Regions from separate parts of the Homo sapiens genome. Here region 1 is linked to region 2. The links are chromatin contacts, found by Hi-C or POLR2A ChIA-PET in ENCODE. All regions are on one chromosome and are shown on one strand. The core of a region is the stretch at or near the end of the contact, and the rest is flanking DNA. Distances in the headings are between cores, read along the strand shown. Region 1 overlaps LOC101927902 (a long non-coding RNA gene). Region 2 has its middle 55 kb from the start of SYPL1.

Region 1 (3,339 bases), core at 772-3,271, 1.1 Mb before region 2:
CCACAGCCAGCTGATTTTTGTATTTTTAGCAGAGACGGGTTTCACTGTGTTGGCCAGGCTGGTCTTGAACTCCTGACCTCAGGTGATCCACCCACCTCAGCCTCCCAAAGTGTTGGGATTACAGGTGTGAGCCACAATGCCGGGCCCATGGGTGCAAAATTTAAGGGGCCGCCAAAAAACTCAGTAAACAAGATAAATATTTTAGTGCAGTTCTTTTAAAATTTTTGATATTTTGTTCATCGTGGATAATTTTTTATTTTTATTTTTTAGTGGTTGCATTAAAATATTGTTTATCATGGTTGCTGAGTCTTTTGGCACCCATTGGACTTTGTACGCTGATCCGGTACCTCCTTCTTCTCAATCTAGTCTCAGTCTCTGAAGAGCAGAGTGCACTCATCTCAGCTCCGATCTCTAACCAGTGCTGGCTTGTGAGAACCGGCTTGAAGAAGATTGATAGGTTGATGGTTGGGCTGGAGCGTAGAGTGGCTGGAGGCCCCGTCTACCTCTTTCAGAAAGCCACGAAAACAGATAGGCAGGGGGCCAAGTCTATTGTTCCAAAGTTTCCACAGGCCTTGAACGGCCCTTGGGCTTTGCGGTCTGGTGATCAGAGCTGTAAAGGTTTCTAAACAATCAGAGGCCTTTGATATGGTTGCCAACACCCACATTTTCCATTCTGGGAACAATGCCATCAAGGGCCACAGCCTCAGTCCCCCACCTAAGTGAGGAAGTGTCTGCTGGTTGCTGGTAGGAGCAGGTCCTGTGAGGGCAAGGGTCAGAAGGACAGAGGAGTCTTCTTATCCTGGCTGCTCGCCTTTTCCCTCTGGTCACCTCACCCTTTTGCATGTTCAAAATCTATGCTCATCTTATCTAGCCCATTCCTCTTGGCTAAAGCCAGCACACATCCTGTTCCTCTCAATGGGAGAACTATCCGGGCAATTGCATTTAAAGGTTTTCTTGCATTGGTTCGGAATTTGCCCTGGCTCTGCCCTTATTTCCTGATCCCAGTGTAGTTTCTTTATTCAGGTGTGCAAAAGAGTGAGCTATTTTGTTATGGAGGCAGAGAGAAACAACCTCAGGTTCCTCTAATAATGCCTTTAGAACTCTCTTCTGAATAACTGGGGCGTTAAATTCATCGACAAAATCCCTTTGGGAGATACACCATCTGGGGACCCCCTCAAAGGTAGATATCTGGGCTAATTTGACTGCTATTTTGCAGGAATGCAGGTGGGCAAAAGATAGTTTCCACTAGGTCAGAATGTTTTTTCCACTTTCTGTTCTTTGTTATTTTGCTCACTTCCGGTGTGAAAGCACTGAATTTCAGAATTAGATGAAACTTATAGTAAAGGCCTGCCACAAGGTCTTTGTCAACCCCATATCCTGGTGACCAAACTAGATTTCATGACGTCAATCATTTCAAAAACACAGGCTCTTCCAACGGCGTCAGCAAGCAGAAATCCTGTTCACAAACACTGTTCTAAATCAGTCTTTATTTTATTTTATTTTTTTTGAGACAGAGTCTCACTCTGTCGCCCAGGCTGGAGTGCAGTGGCACTATCTTGGCTCACGGCAACCTCCACCTCCCGGGTTCAAGGAGTTCTCCTGCCTCAGCCTCCCGAGTAGCTGGGATCACAGGTGCCTGCCACTACACCCAGCTAATTTTTTGTATTTTTAGTAGAGACGGAGTTTCACCATGTTGCCCAGGCTGGTCTCAAACTCCTGACCTCAGGCGATCCGCCCGCCTCGGCGTCCCAAAGTGTTGGGATTACAGGCATGAGCCACTGCGCCCAGCCAAATCAGTCTCTTAATACTGAGTCTGAATCTCTTGAGATTTTAGCCCCTCAGTGCTGACCTGATGGAGATGTGCCTTTTTTTTTTTTTTCCGGGGAAGTATTCACTTCAACTCCCACAACCCCCGAGGAATGACTAGTGGGTTTCTTTCCCCTCCCCTCGGGTGGCCTTGTGAGGAAGCCAGGAAGTACTGTGAGCGGCAGGGCCTGGGAGAGCCCCTGTGGCCGACAGGAGGAGATCAGCCTTCATCGCACTCTCAGAAACGGAAGTGTGGGCGTGTGTTATGTTGCTGCAGCAACCAAAGGCAACCGAGCAGCAAACCTCAGATGACTGAGCCCAGCCCATTCAACGAGGGGGAGTTTCAGGTGGCCTGTGTTCCCCAGGGACTGGGCCTAGCTCAATCGGGAAAAGTCAGCATCCAAAAGTCCTCAATGACGCAGAGGAAGCCAGGAGAAAACAGTCAATGGCTAGTCATCACTGATTCGTGGTCACAGGCGTTAGAACAGGAAGGATCTGCACAGATCAGCCTCTCCCACCCCTCACTTTCCTGATAAAGGAACTAAAGTCCGGAAAGTACTTGCTCAGAGTCCTACTGCCAGTGGGTGTGAAAGCCAGAACCACCACCCTCATTGCCTTCTGTATACATAGCTTTAACAGTTTGCAAACACTCTTATATGCTTTAATTTCATCTGATCCTGGACTGAGAGCAAATATTTGTATTTCAACCAAAAGGCCAAATGCTCAGTTTCCTCATCTGAGAGGATAATAAGAGTACTTTTCTAATGGAATTCTTTTTTTCTTTTAATTTTTGGTAGAGACAGGGTCTCACTATGTTGCCCAGGATGGTCTTGAACTCCTGGCCTCAAGAGATCCTCCCAACTGCACCTCTCAAGTGCTAGGATTACAGGCATGAGCCATTGCTCCCTGTCCTCTAATGGAATTTTTGTTAGGATTAAATGAGTTAATAGTTTGGAGATTTGAGAGACTATAATAGAGGAAACCTCTCTTCCCTTCCCAAGTTCTGAGTAATTAAGAGCTGGGCAAGGAGAAATAAAAACAAATGGGATTGGCCAGGAGCAGTGGCTCTCTCCTGTAATCCCAGCACTTTAGGAGGCCAAGGCAAGCAGATCACTTGAGGTCAGGAATTCAAGACCAGCCTGGCCAACATGGAGAAACCCTGTCTCTACTGAAAATACAAAAATTATCTGGGTGTGGTAGTACACACCTGTAATCCCAGCTACTCGGAAGGCTGAGGCAGTAGAATCACTTGAACCCAGGAAGTGGAGGTTGCAGTGAGCCGAGATCACCCCACTGCATTCCAGCCTGGGTGACAGAACGAGACTTCATCTCAAAAAAAAAAAAAAAAAAAAAGCAAATGGGATCAAAACATCAACTTTATCACTGATACATTTTATATAGGAGTCCATGGTTTACATTTGTGGGTAAGTGAATGCCAGAATTAGGCAGGGTACCCACGCAGGCTGGGGCATGCCCCCCAGTTGGAAACTGTCCCTGTAAACAGTGGAGCCTGGGAGAGCAGAGCCCAAAGCA
Region 2 (3,157 bases), core at 642-3,141:
CCACCTGTAATCCCAACTACTCGGGAGGCTGAGGCAGGAGAATCACTTGAACCCAGGAGACGGAGGTTGCAGTGAGCTGAGATTGCACCACTGTACTCCAGCCTGGGTGACAGAGCAAGACTCCATCTCAAAAAAATAATAAATAAAAATAAAGAAGCAATTTGAGGGATACTTTTGTTGCTGTTAGCCACTGAGTTTTTTTTTTTTTTTTTTTTTTTAACAGTCTCATACTGTTGCCCAGGCTGGAGTGCAGTGGCATGATCTCAGCAACCTCCACCTCCCAGGTTCAAGTGATTCTCCTTGCCTCAGCCTCCCAAGTAGTTGGGATTACAGCTGCCTGCCACCACACCCGGCTAATTTATTTAGTATTTTTAGTAGAGATAGGGTTTCACTATGTTGGCCAGGCTGGTCTTGAACTTCTGACCTCAGGTGATCCATCCATCCCAGCCTCCCAAAGTGCTGGGATTACAGGCATGAGACACCACGCCCGGCCTAGCCACTGAGATTTTTGAGGCTATTTGTTATTGCAGCAAAACTTAATGAGAGCTTACTACTACACCCTCTCATCTTCCTCAATCTCTCCTCAAAGCTGCCTCAAAATTTAAAAAATTCTTTTATATACTCATGTGATACTTTCTCGCTTTAGGCCAAGTGAAAATAAAGGCATCTTCATAAACATTTGCTTTTTTTCTTGGTTCATGATATGACTGTACAAACTGCACTTGTGTATACGGCTTTAAACCCAGACTTCAGGCAGGGGGAACAGTCAGTGCAAAGGCCCCCAAGGCAGGGACGTCAGGAGTCCATGTGGCTTGGTCAGAGTAAGAAGGTGGGAGAGTGGTAGGGAGTGAGGCTCATGGAGTGAGAGGTGGGCAGTGTGGACCTGAGCATGGGCCCCAGAGAAGGTGCAGTTTCAGGACAGAAGCACAAGGTGGCACCGTGACACTCCCCTCAGTCACTGTGGACCGCATGTGCGGTGGTAGAGAAGACACATCTTCTTATCCTCCAAAATGGCTCTGCCAGGGAATGAAAGTCCAGCCGACTCCAGCAAATTAGAAACTGTACTCTTAGGACTGGAAAAGCTTTCGAGACCTCTCAATCAGGGAGGTTTCCATGTGGGGTCCATGATGCCTATGCATGGACTCCAGGACCCAGGGGATCCCCTGAATTGCAGTGTGCTTTTCAGGAGAAACCTCCAACATTTTCACTCCAAGGGGTCTATGACCCAAAAAAGGTGAAGAACCTCTGACTACCACTGGTGCTCCCACCAAGGCCAGACTTGACAAGAACTTCCTCAGCAACAGGCAGCCCCGGCCAATTCCACATTATTACCAGGTGCCTGGAGACCTGTGAGTCCTTTGCTATCTCAGTGGAGGCACCCAGTAATGCTTGGAACCGCTGGGCCTGAGGACACTCGGGCTCTCCTTCCAGAAACTAGAGCTTTTGTGAGGGGCCAGCAAATTTGCATACGTGCACCCGTGCACACACGCACACACCCCTCTCTCCACTGTCTTTAGATTGAAGAAATCACATCTTCTGCACATGAACGTCCTGTTGGTTCTCAAAGGTGCCTGGATGTTTCTGTGATAAGTAAAATATGATTGCACAATGTGGTTACTGAATTTGCAGTCACTTTGATCATTATATAGTTTCTCACCCACTGGATGTTTTATAGAAGTCTAATATAGAATTGATCTAATTGAAGTTTAATATATATTCGACTCTATGTGTCCAATATAATGAATGGGGCAGGGAGTCTGTCAGATATTTTGAGCTAAATGAGAAACTTCATAATCAAAATGGTGGGAGCCACAGTCTGGTGAAAGGGAGGGGTCGTGAGTGATGTCTGATGGCCAACAGGTGAGCTGGGACGGCGCAGGGGGCGCGGTGGGGGCAGGACAGGAAGCTGCGTGGGCAGCAGGTGGAGGGTGTGAGCAGAAGTGAGACTGGAGCCTGTGGGGTTGCTCAAGTGGAACTGCAGAAGGAGATCAAGAATGAGGGAAGATGCAAATTTTTAATTCAGCATCTTCTAAAAAAAAGTCCCAGAAATGACTGTATTTGCTATTGGTGTTTTAAAATATCCATTAAATACCACATTTGCCAGCATCACTTCTCTTATCCCGGCTGCTCTAGCAGCCTGAATTCTGCCTTTTTCTTCCCTGAGAGCTGGGCTCAGGGAACCCGCGTATCGACCTCAGGGGGTCAGGCCTGCAGGTGGGTGGCTCCCCTGGGACTCTTTAAAACCAAACCCCGAGCAGAAAGGAGAGGCTGAGGTTTGGGGCTCCTTTAAAGGCCTCCTCTCAGCTTGTCTCCAGTTCACTGCCTAAGAATGTCCTCCAGACACAGGCTCTGAGGCCAGAGCTATTGAATATTTATCAAGGCCTCCTGGCAGACGTGGGAGACTGAGAACAGGAAAATCAGGCCCAGGCGGGCATCTGTGGAGCCTGCCTGGGTGCTAGCCAGATGCTGCAAGATTCAAGTTGCCCGTTGACTCTGCAGAGCCTGCCCCGCCCTGTCCTCCCTCCTCGGGGAGGCGTGCATGGGCCTGGCTGCTGTCAGGGTGTTTGCTTCTTGTCACCATCCTCCATACTGACTTCCATTGCAAGCCCTGCCCCACTGTGGCTCCATTGTCTGCAGTGGCCTGGGCTGACCAGCTCAGCCTGGAGCCCTGCCCTGGGACGATGCGGGCTAACACAGTGACACAAAGCCCTGCTTTGTGGCCCTGACAGGAGGATTTATCATTAGCTGTGAGATGGTCCCTGGCAGATCCTGGCATGTGGTGAGCAGACAGATCTGTGCTGATCACAGTATTTTGAGTACCCCCAGTTGAATACAGCATCTGGGGCCCTCAAATCTGCCACATGGATCTTATGGCTTCAGGCTCACTGGCACCTTTTGTGTTGGCCGAAGTACGGGTAGGGGGTAGATTAGGAGCACTAGCTTGTACCCAGTGACGTCTGGGGGCTGGTTTACAGGAAAGGCACCCTAAGGTTGTGCAGGCCCTGACATGTGGTCCTCCTGGCATCTGGGGACAGCATGTCAGGTTTGGGGTCTGCCCATCCTTGCCTTGGGCACAGGTCCCCAAACAACAGCAGCATCCCTGTGGGTGGGATATCTGACCAGCAGAAAATGGAAGTGAATATCTCTTTGATCTTGG

Evidence for each region. Hi-C counts contacts between places; a loop is a spot of excess contacts on that map. ChIA-PET counts read pairs that join two places held with the same protein, here RNA polymerase II (POLR2A). Pooled maps may share reads with other maps.
Region 1: a map of OCI-LY7 shows a loop between it and region 2 (7-fold over the local background). The contact joins two enhancer-like sites. A Hi-C loop is called at or near these places in 3 of 168 maps with a recorded cell type or tissue (OCI-LY7, PC-9 and Ramos), 10 of 37 single-sample maps with no recorded cell type and 4 of 50 pooled maps. POLR2A ChIA-PET finds 5 or more read pairs at or near these places in 1 of 52 experiments (activated naive CD4-positive, alpha-beta T cell).

What each region holds. Positions count from the first base shown.
Region 1 is chr7:104,943,155-104,946,493 of GRCh38, forward strand. The region is part of intron 1 of LOC101927902 (a long non-coding RNA gene); the gene reads left to right. Among named protein-coding and RNA genes, the nearest start is that of LHFPL3-AS2, 18 kb to the left of the region's middle. RefSeq lists enhancers at 745-804, 1,445-1,494, 1,805-2,114, 1,908-2,202, 2,435-2,504. Within about 2 kb of position 2,022, at least 37 of the 41 ENCODE cell types and tissues checked have a DNase peak (open chromatin) inside an H3K27ac peak, as active enhancers do; they include OCI-LY7, where a contact is called at or near this core.
Region 2 is chr7:106,056,185-106,059,341 of GRCh38, forward strand. No RefSeq gene overlaps it. Among named protein-coding and RNA genes, the nearest start is that of SYPL1, 55 kb to the right of the region's middle. RefSeq lists enhancers at 601-650, 1,161-1,210, 2,056-2,607, 2,291-2,450, 2,481-2,580 and a silencer at 2,921-3,040. Within about 2 kb of position 1,892, at least 17 of the 41 ENCODE cell types and tissues checked have a DNase peak (open chromatin) inside an H3K27ac peak, as active enhancers do; they include OCI-LY7, where a contact is called at or near this core.